Linked DNA regions of Homo sapiens: region 1 is linked to region 2. Evidence: chromatin loops called from intact Hi-C (ENCODE). Cell type or tissue: OCI-LY7. All regions are shown on one strand. Each heading gives the region's core, and the rest is flanking DNA. Links, peaks and the distances in the headings are about the cores only.

What was found. Peaks named below come from ENCODE experiments on the same cell type or tissue, not always from the same donor. Only the 100,000 strongest peaks of a DNase experiment are listed, where the experiment ranks them.
Region 1: it touches region 2 in a loop (21-fold over the local background); 3 of 110 quality-filtered maps call a loop at or near these places.

What each region holds. Positions count from the first base shown.
Region 1 is chr2:224,942,190-224,947,189 of GRCh38, reverse strand. All of the region lies in intron 1 of DOCK10 (dedicator of cytokinesis 10), which reads left to right. Among named protein-coding and RNA genes, the nearest start is that of MIR4439, 66 kb to the left of the region's middle. RefSeq lists an enhancer at 3,079-3,208. In OCI-LY7, for the core only: no CTCF peak of the experiment used is centred there; a DNase peak (open chromatin) is centred at 69; H3K4me3 peaks cover 3,995 bases; H3K27ac peaks cover 3,084 bases.
Region 2 is chr2:225,273,206-225,279,504 of GRCh38, reverse strand. No RefSeq gene overlaps it. Among named protein-coding and RNA genes, the nearest start is that of NYAP2, 120 kb to the left of the region's middle. In OCI-LY7, for the core only: no CTCF peak of the experiment used is centred there; DNase peaks (open chromatin) are centred at 3,154 and 4,554; H3K4me3 peaks cover 3,297 bases; H3K27ac peaks cover 4,192 bases.

The sequences.
Region 1 (5,000 bases), core at 1-5,000, 330 kb after region 2:
GTGAAGAGGGAGGATATATGCACAAAAGCAGTATCTGAACAGCTGGTAGTTAGTTACTCACAGGAAGTGGTAACTTGACAGCTTTCCTTTCCTTTCTGTTGAGTTACATTCATGTAGCATGAGCATTTCCCTTTTTACCAAGAAGAAAGATTTGTTCAGCCTGGTGACGCTTCAGAAGAGAAGAGTTTAACGACATTGATATTTTGAAATATTTTGTGACTCAAATTATAGCAATACGATGAGTTTTCGAGGGAAGGTTTTTAAACGGGAGCCCAGTGAATTTTGGAAGAAGAGACGAACTGTGAGGAGAGTAAACCAAGAAGAAATCCACAGATTTAGTTCTGTAGGTATCCAAATGTCAATGTTTTGCTTTCCATCTTTCCTTCAATCCTTTCTTTCAAAAATGATTAGCTCTACAGTGGTATTCTAGCAGAGGCTGCTGGGTGAAGTCTTATATGGAACAGAAGATTCCATTTGGGTCCTAAATATTCTCTTTTACTTCCATCATTATTTTTGAAGTCACGCTGTTCTCAAACCGCATGTAACTCTTGTAAAATATATTAATAGAGAATTTAATCATTAAAACATTACTATAATATTTGGAATTTAAGGTGATCTTAGTATTATGGTACAAATTAAAATTTCTGAAGAAGTTATTCTCTTTATTAAAGAAAAGCCTCTAATTGCCTAAGGACTCAGTTGATGACATGTATATGGTTGTATTTTTAAAAAATTGTCATTGCTCTATTTTATCATATGCCACTAATTATTTATTTTAAAATTCTTAGAAAGAGCAATCCAAAATATGAAAGAAAAAGTAAATAAGCATTTGATTAATAGAGCCAAGGAGGACTTTAAAAAGTGATACTTTTAAAGGTTTTAAAGGTTAAAAAGATTTGGTTTTGTTTTGCTGTTAAAAATATTTCTGCCTTATTGTTTGCAAACAAAATGAGAGCTTGAAAACCTGTACTTATTACAGAACTTTACAGATCTATAAACTGTAGAATGTATAGAACTTTACAGTTCTATAAACTACTGACAGTTGAATATCAGAGCTGATTGTTAGAGCACTTCAGTGACTTTCATGTAAAGTGAAGGGCCCACTTTGTATGTTAAATGGTTGCGGCAATATTCCTGGGTAGCTTATTTTAGAAGAATGTTCATTTCACATGGTGGATCTGGCTTTGCTTGCCTTTTTCGGAGCAGGGTTTCTCAACCTCAGCGCTATTGTCATTTGGGGTCTGAGAATTCTTTTCTGTGGGGGGCTATCCTGTACCGTGTAGGATGGTTAGCAAATTCCTGGCTTCTATCCATTTAATGCCAGTGGCAATCCCTCCCCAGTTGTGATGACCAAGAACATCTCCAAACATTGCTAAACGTCTCCGGGAGGGTGATCACTGATCACCCATATGAAAACCACAGTTCTAGGGGTGAAAGATCTTTTTGTTCATAGAAACATCTTTAATATAGAAACAGAGATGGCTTTTCAAAAATATTATATATATATATATGCACACACATGCATATATATAGGCTCTTTATAAATATGAATAAGTACGTTGCCTCTCAATGAATAGAGGCCCTCTTTATACTAACAATTAGTTGACGGTAACTTGATATGAATAGAGTTTATTAGAGGTCTGCTCAGAGGGTTGGTACTGTGTTGTTGTTTGTTCAGTTTCTATCTCAGGAGTGTGTGTCTGCCATTGGTGAATACATGCAGTTGAGCCCCTACCCTTGTTCACATTAAATGTAGCTCTAATCTTTCCACTGGGTATTTCATAACTGGAATATGCAGAGTCCTGGACCTGACCTCTTTCTCCCCATTGGTCAGAAATAAGAGCCTGGACCTAACCACTTCCTCCCCACTGGTCAGATATATCTTCCCTACTGACTCCAAAAGAGCCTTGTCAGCCTGTTAAGGAGAATAACTGTTTCAAAATATTGCCTGGTTTGAGATTATTTTTAACTTGAGTCTTGTCCCCAAAACATAATTTCCCTGCTGTATTTATCTCAATGGAATTTAGAAGTAGCATGGATTATGTCACCCTGAGAGTTATTTCTTGTGTCCACTAAAAGAGAAAATGCACAGAAGAACGTGTCTATCTTACCGAGACCACTCATACAGTGTTGGCAAGAGGACAGTCCCCAGAGTCTCACCATATAATGAAGCTAATCACTCTATGAATTATCTTAATTGAATTTGAATGTATTGCTACTGAGTACTATGGGAAGAGCGGCCAGTAAGGACGCGGTATTTTCCCACAGCATTCAGTTAGCAATGCATTCAAATTTAATTAAGATCATTCATACAGTGATTAGCTTTCTTCGACGACAGAAGGCACTGGGGATGTCCGTGCTACAGTTGCCTGCTTTTGGTCTGCCTAAGATAGGCATATCTACTTTCACAGGTTGTCTCTTGTATTGAGTACAGGATTGTTTGATCCATCCTTAAGTATTATCCTGAGATGTGCTTTTCATTTTGGAATCCAAGAAAGTGCAACGAGTAATTAGAGCACTAGGATTTGAAACAGATATCCTGAGGAAGTCGTTCTCCCTGCCGCTCTCACCTGCCATCTATATGACCTTGGGCAAGTTACTTAAATCACTCTGAACCTCAGTTTCCTCTTCTGTAAAATGCTTATAATAATACCTATCCTGCGTTAAGATTGCTTATTAGAATTCAGTTTGGTACTGTGCATTCTGAACAGTTACAAGTGTTGTGTTGTGTAACTTGAACAGTTACAAGTTACAAGTGTTGCCAAAGTTACAAGTGTTGTGTAGTGTTATTAAAACTAAGTAAAATATTTCCATTTCCAAGGACAAGGGAAAAGGGACACTGAAATTGTCTTTCTAGTGCCTTCAGCAGTCGAAGTCACTGGACTACAGGTCACGCTTTTCTCCTGGGAATCTTTTTTTGGTAACAGAACCACCTAGGAGACAGACTTCTGAACTGCATTAAGCTGAGTGCTTGGGGTCCCAGATCTTTCTATGTGTCAATACAGTTTATTTCAGAAATACCATGGTTTTTTTTCTACCCAGTCTAAGCAGAGTTTAGCTGAAACCCACTCACAGCCTCATTGTACCGTGCCCAGCACATTCATCTAAGCTTTCTAAAATCTAAACCGGCCGGGCATGATGGCTTATGCCTGTAATCCCAGCACTTTGGGAGGCCAAGGCAAGTGGATCACAAGGTCAGGAGATGGAGACCATCCTGACTAACACGGTGAAACCCCATCTCGACTAAAAATACAAAAAATTAGCCGGCCGTGGTGGCACGTGCCTGTAGTCCCAGCTACTCGGGAGGCTAAGGCAGAAGAATCACTTGAACCCAGGAAGCAGAGGTTGCAGTGAGCCGAGATCGTGCCACTGCACCCCAGCCTGGGAAACAGAGCAAGACTCTGACTCAAAAAAAAAAAAAAAAAAAAGAAAAGAAAAAAAAATCTTAAACCAACATCCCTAGACTGGCTTCAGAGCCTATTCATTTGAATAGTGATGAGGGAAGGAGCAATTCAGTTGACAAAATGCCCAACAAATAAAGATGAGACCTAAAGTTAAAGAAGAAAGCAATAACTTCTTTTAAATTTTTGGATATACTCATAAATTGTAGTGAAAGAAGAAAAAAGTGATCGTTGCAGATACTTATCATATCTGTTTTTGTGATGATTATGTAGATCTTGAACTCAAGTCATTTCTGAATCGAAAGAAAATTTAGAAATGGTTTAATTTTACAGTAATCTCAAATACCTATCCAGAGCTCTGTGACTTCCTAAGAATTATGCAACCCAGATTTTATACCCTCTTGACCCAGATGGACTAGTCTGTATATTCTGGGTTTTTTTCAAATGCTATTTGAAGCTGTATATTTTATGTAGAATTTTTAGTTGTTTTGAAAGTTTCCCTTATTAATCTAATTTTCAAGTGTATTGTCTGAGAAATGCCACTTATCACAAACAACATACAATTGAGAGACTGAAGTTGTGTTATGAAAAAAGCTTAAGGAAAAGTGAAATTGTCATGTTAGATCATCAAGTAGAACTTCTTCCCTTAATTTTTGAAATGTGTGTGGTGGTCTGCAGTTGATGGTTTTCTTTTTAACTGCCTTTCTATTTTTATTTTATTCTTTTTTTAACTAAAATTCTTCAGTATGATCTCTAGTGCAAAGGAAGTCAATAAAGAGATCATTTCCTTCCTAAATTATGTGTCCTAATTTAGAAAGATTAAAAACAGACTTAAGTTGAATTACTATATCAATCATCTGCACAGTCATAAAAATATATGAACATATTTAAATAAATGTGATTTGTTGTTTTTAAGTTGTTACTGGTTTATGGGTCATTAATCTGCAGGATTTCAAAATATTTGGAAAACTGGATACCCATGAAAATTCATCCTCTTATCTTTAAAGTACCTATTAGCACTTTAATAGGAAAATAAAAATGAAAACTATAAGTAGAGGATATAATCTGAATAGCTTTAACATATCTCTAATATACATTATTTTATATTGTGTTGTACTATTATTGTTCAAGTCAGTTTTTTCTTCTTGAATCTTCCATGCTAATGTGAGAAGCCTCCCTTACTGGTGATCTGTGCTTCGTTAGGTGCTATCTCTTTGTTTTGTACAACCATTCATAGGGCGTTGCTTATTTAGGCTGTTGTGAAACGAGCCAGTTAGCTGAAAGAAGCAATGGATGGGGTTCCAGGAGCCAGGATTTTGGTTCTAGGAACAATGAAACAAGGCTGAATCAGGGTTGAAACACAAAGGAAAGCAGGAATGAATGTTGGAAATGGACAGGTTGAAGAATGCAAAGAAGCAGGAGTAACCGGGGGATGTGAATTCAATCCAAGAAATGGAGATGTGAGATTTGAAACTTGGTCTGCCTAAGAATCCAGGTGAACACAGATCAGAGGACCTGGGTGTGAGCTGCAACACTGAACAGTTAGCTCATGTGTCAGGGAGCTGCAGAGAAGCTGCTTCCAAAATGGAAATGGGAGGG
Region 2 (6,299 bases), core at 660-5,659:
AACGAAAGAGCTCTCTGGGGTCTCTTTTATATAAGGGCACAAATCTCATCTATGAGGGCTCCACCTTAGTTAGGAAGCCTCATCTCTTAATATCGTCACATTGAGGGTTAGGATTTTAACATGAATTTGTGGAGGGATATAGACATGCAATCCATAGCATGAGCATTAGTAATTTTAGAAGAAGAGGAGGCCATCGTCAGAGTCTAAAATGTGGACATTTAATATTAGTGACATAGAAAATGAGGAAAAGTTTCAGGATGTTTTTGTTTCATTAGATTAGTTAATTAATTAGTTATTTCATTAGTTTTTAAAGCCTGAAGCTGAAGCACAGAGAGAAAACCATGTAAATGGAGTTCCAAGCTATTGTAGTAGATGATTTATAAACAAGAACATTAAATTTTCCTAGGTAGAGGGCAAGAATCTATTCAGGCAGTCAAATCTCCAATTAATTAGATGGAACAATTAGAAATTAGATAAGTGTCATCTATGAGGAAAAGGAGAGAAAATGACATCATGAACCTCAAGAGAAGAAGAGTAATGTTTCTTCCAGATTTTCCCAGACTTACTATATTTAATAAGATTCTATTCAACAGACTTTTATTGTTCACAATATTATGCTAGATGTTAATATGGAAAGGAGCACTTGATAATTAATAATTTAAACCTTCATATGAAACATTATTTCTCTTGTAAAACATTTAAAATTAAAGATTTAGTGGCAAAAAAAGGCTACTTTTTCTTAAAATTTTGTCCTGTGAACCCCGTTGGTAAAAGCTTGCTCATTTGAATGTTGCTAGGGAGTTGCTAAGGGATATTGTACAGAGAAATTTATTTTGCATTACCTGTGATGACCCATGATGAAAGGAAAAATGCTTATTTCTTTTTTGAAAGAGAGTTAAAAAAAATCAGACCATTCCTAGACGAATGCTTAATACCCAACAGGCATGCAAGAAATATTTGCTGCATTGTACAGCATCTCACTGAATGTCCTTCTCTTTGGAAGATATTCATTCATTAGCTTATATTAATTTTTATTAACTGGCTTTAATTTTTATTTGATTGTGATGCTACTAACTTGATTGTGATTATTCTTCTCCTGTTTCTTTTCTATAAGTAGAATGACAGGAAATTCCTGAGTAGGGAAGGGGAAAGTAGACAACTTCTATTGGCACTGGCAGAAAATTTTAAAATACCCCTCGAGCCAGGTGCATGACACATGCCTGTAATCTCAGCCACTTGGGAGGCTCAGGAGGGAGGATTGTTTGAACCCAGGAGTTGGAGGCCAGCCTGGGCAGCACAGTGAGACTCCAATCTCTAAAAAATAAAAAATTAAAAAATTAAAATACCCCTCAAATGTCAGCATGAAGGCCATTATCTTATTATGTCTACCCAGAGAGCTGCCCTTAGATTAAAAGTTCCTAAGCTGTTTTGGAATAAGCACCCTTTCAGGACATGATAAATACTGTTCGTCCAAAACCCAGTAAAAAATAATTGTTCATGTTATAGTACAGAACCTCCCCAGCTAATAATAACTGCTCTTAACCTTCCAACCTTGTTGCTTTAGTACTTTCTCTTAACTTCTGCATCCAATACTACTGCCACCCCTCTTGTAGCCCCTTGAAGGCACCACTCCACATCATGACTTATTTCCTGGCCACAGACTCTGTCCCTCAGGGCAACAGATCTTCTAGATGTTAACTCCCAGGAGCCCGCGTTGCAGAGAGGTCAGCCAGGATTGGGGATGCACAGACCCTCCCCACTCTCTCTCAGTTGCATGCTGTCACTAGAACAAAAACATACCTGGCTGTGGGTCTTTGTCTCAGAATTACCCAAGGCAACAGCTCCTTCCATTTCTGTTTTCACCACTCCTGTTCACAACACCATGGACCATTATCCAAGAGAAACACCAGGCTCTCCTTCACCCTATCTTTTTCCACGGCATCTCACAAAATATTTTACCTCTCGCCTTAAGCCCCAAAAGATTCTATTTACGAAAATATGATATGAAAAAGCCTAGAAAGACACTACAGAAGAAAAGCTTTACTGATGTCATAAAGAAAGATATGATTCTATGGAGATGAAAAGAAGAAATAAAAAGATGGGAGTTCTCGCTAAATTATTGTGTGAGTCTAATATTGGGGTGAGCAATGTCTAGCAAAATCTCAATGATACTTTATATTAACAAAATCATTCTAAATTTTACCTAGAACTTGAGGCATGAAGAAAAATGTAGGCAATGATAGAAAACAATTGGAAAAAAAGTTATTATGGAAGAAGGCATTCTATCATTTATATAAACATTTAAAAAATATATAGGTTAAAAATTATCTCAAAACAATATAGAAGAAATATATTATTATAAAATGTTTTGTCTTAGTTGTCTGAGTATTTTGAAAATAAAAGGTAACCATACCTCTACCATATCAATTATAGGTAAATTATAAAACTGAATATTAAAAAAACTAACTTAAAACATAAATATTCAACAGGTCTTTTCAAGAAGGAAGTTGTTAAATGTAATGAACAAAATATGAGAGAAAAAGAATGCATTATTTCAAAATGTTCCATTAAAATTCATAAAGAAATTAACAGGCCAGGCCTGATGGCTCATACCTGTAATCCTAGCATTTTGGGAGGCCGAGGCAGGAGGATCACTTGAGCTCAGGAGTTCAAAACCAGCCTAGGCAACATAGTGAGAACTCATCTATATATATGTATATGTTTAAAAAAAAGGAATAACCAGGTGGAAACTAAAAAGTTCATTGGTAGGAAAAATAATGACAGTAAATAAACTTGAAGTTAAAATGATTTCACTCATTGATGAGGGAAAAACTAAATTATCTTGTAAGAGAAACCTCGGCATTTTACCTTATCCTCTCAGCCAAAACCATTTCAGTGAAATTTGAACAATTCCAAAGGCCAGCACCTGCATCTCTTTGCCCAAGGGCTTTCTCCATTTCATCTGGTAAAAGTCACCTCTTCTTGCAACCCCCAGCCAAGGAATAACAAGAGTAAGTAATGAGCCCAGCTCTCTAGTCCTGCAGATGGGATAACTCTGAATTTCTCAGTTCTGTAATGGGATTAAAGTTCACCTGTCTGTGCTGACAATCTGTTCAAAATGCACACTTAGGGGATTTCTTCTGTCCTCGTTTCATTTCCCCATTCTCCTACCAGCGTTTGTCAGGATTAGCAACCAAATTAACTGCTTATTTTCATATCCTAGCCTCATAACAGCTTCGGGTGAACCCAAGACAGACATTCACAAAAAAGGTGGGTTGTGCAGAGACAAATCATAAAAGAAGAAACATTGTCAAAGGTAAATTTATTTTGCCTCACAGGTTTCAAGGAAATGAACATTAAAGGAATAACTAATTTTTTTAATTAATCAGATTGTCTAAGATTTAAAACTAATCCTCAATGTTATAGAAGCACTATTCAGGGAATCCTTTTATACTCTACTGATGAGAATACAAATCTATAAAAACCATGTAAAAAGGGAATTTAGCAAAATCTATCTTTCCAAAATGTTTACACTCTTTTGCTCATTGGGTCCACTTTTATTATTTCTTTATTCATTTATTCACTAAATTACATTAAATTAAATGTGCTTTGATGCAAGGCATACTTTATGCTAAGTATAAAATCAGAGACTAAGGAACCCTAAGTGCAAACTCTCAGAGTGTTAGTTATGTTAGAGGAAACTAGTAAATGTGGAGGAGGCAGGGTTAATGAAGGAATAGACAAAATTTCCTTAGATTCCCTTATTTGTCTCCATTCCTCTTGGTCTGATATTGCACTGCCCTCAAGGTCCTGGCTCTGATACATGCCCTTGCTTAAGTGTTGATGTCTCCTGCTGGCCTGATTCTGGACCTTGACCCTTCCTAAGTTATGAAATTGTATTACTGGCATTGGCCTACCTATTTTTTCCTGGGTGCCTGACTTGGATCTCTTTCAGTTTTTAATATCTCTTCTCCCATAACTCAATGTTAACCACTTCCATCTTGTAACATATTATCACCCAAACTATTGCTCCATTTGCTAGCATGCACTATCAGGGTCTATGTTTTACAATCCATGTAAACAGTGATTGGAAAAAAAGATAAGACTAATAGACTTTAACATATACATCCCAGAGTCTAGGAATTCTCTTTAAAAAAAAAGATTCGGTAAAAAAAAATGTTAAACCATGAAAATCACCAACAAATGATAGGCACACTGTGTGTGTGTGTGTGTGTGTGTGTGTGTGTTTCTGTGTATGTGTGTGTTTAACTAAGAACATTTTTTTTCACAAGGGAATCTTTTCTGTTGGAATATTTTACATACAATGAATGATATTAACAAATAAAGATCTGAGGACTATGATCCTCAGGATATTAACTATGGGAACTTTAAAAAAATACCTCAAGTTTTTCCTAAACTCTTAACATAGGAAGATAAAATATTTCACAGTTCTAGGTTTTGAAATAGCCCCACACCCCAGGGATTCACTAGTGCTTAATCAATTGGCCACTGGCCAAGATGTTCTGGCATCGGCAAGAAGGTGCAGAGCTGTTGCCAAACCATGATTTACAGAAGTAACCACAGCTGATGATCAGGTCAGAGCTGCTGCTGAAGTTCTGTTCAAATAAATGCCAGGGAGTTGGGCTCCAACCTTAAGACTTGCATCTTGGTGACAGAAATGTACATATCAATCTCAAAGAGCATTACCTACCTATTTCTAGGAAGGTAAAAGATGAAATAAATGCATTGTGAAATTAAATAGGTACTTGAATTTACTGCCAGCATTTAAAAATGAAATTTATTTTTCATTCTATATAAAATCATCTGTCATATTTAACACTACATAAATTATATGGTGAAGTGTATTGAACTTCCTGGTCCAAATATATTTAAATGATCTCTCTGGCTTAGTGATGGATTTGTGAGACAAAACTTTAGGTGATTTCCACTATACAAGTGGGTTGTGCTGACCTACAAAAATCTCATTGTGCCTAACAACTACATGTCTCAATATATGCAACTCAGACTTGTAATATCAGTGCTTTAGGATGCCAGGTGGAAGGATCACTTGAGACTAGGAGTTCAAGACCAGCCTAGACAAGCTAGCAAGACCCCATCTCTACATAAAAAAATTAATAAATAAAACATCAACCAGCATAGTGGCACGTGCCTATGGTACCAACTACTCGAAAGGCTGAGATGGGAGAATCCCTTCAGTCCAGGAGTTCAAGGTTACACTGAGCTATGATCATGCCACTACATTCTAGCCTGGGTGACAGAGCACAACTCTAAAATATGTATGTGTATATATTCACAAATATGTATATATTCATATATATATACACATATATATGAAGTTAAGTGTATGCAGACCTAGGTATCTTCCATTAACCTGTGATAGGACTGTATTAGTCCGTTTTCACCCTGCTATAAAAATACTACCTGACACTGGGTAATTTATAAAGGAAAGAGGTTTAATTGACTCACAGCTCAGCATGGCTGAGGAGTCCTCAGGAAACTTACAATCACAGCAAAAGGTGAAAAGAAGCAAGGCACCTTATTCACAAGGTGGCAGGAAGGAGAAGTACCTAGCAAAGAGGGAAGAACCCCTTATAAAACCATCACATCTTAAGAGAACTCACTCACTATCATGAGAACAGTGTGGGAGAAACTGCCCTCATGATTCAATTACCTCCACCTGGTCTCTCCCTTGACACATCAGGATTATGGGGACTATAATTCAAGATGAGATTTGGGTGGGGACGCAAAACCTAACCATATCAAGGACCTTCTTATTTGTGTGGCTTTCATAGGGTGAAAATACTTGAGAAGTATTTAATGTTACACATCAAATAAAATATTTGAAAACTGCTAGAAATCATAAAACATGAATACCTAATATTTACAGAGATTTTATGTTTCCCCGCTATTTTCATTGAGCTATTTGCACTTTATGCTTACAATATGCTTATAAAGCAAAAGGAGTCAGTGAATACAAAATTCTATTTTCCAAATGGGACAGAGCGAAGTCAGGAATTTGCCAGAGGTCAAAAACCTTGGCTAACAAAGACCTGAATAAGTGTATCTTTGCTGCCTCATCTTTGTGCTCTTCCAAACAAGTGACCTTGAAAGGGGTAATCTTCCACTGGCAGAATTTTGTGTTTAATATGTATAATGAATATTTATTGGCTTTCCAGATAGTATTTTAACAAATCAGCTCTGAGTGAGACACTTATTTACTTTACAGTGGAGATAACCTCTGCATGTGATTAATTATGACTTATAATTACAGTCTGCAT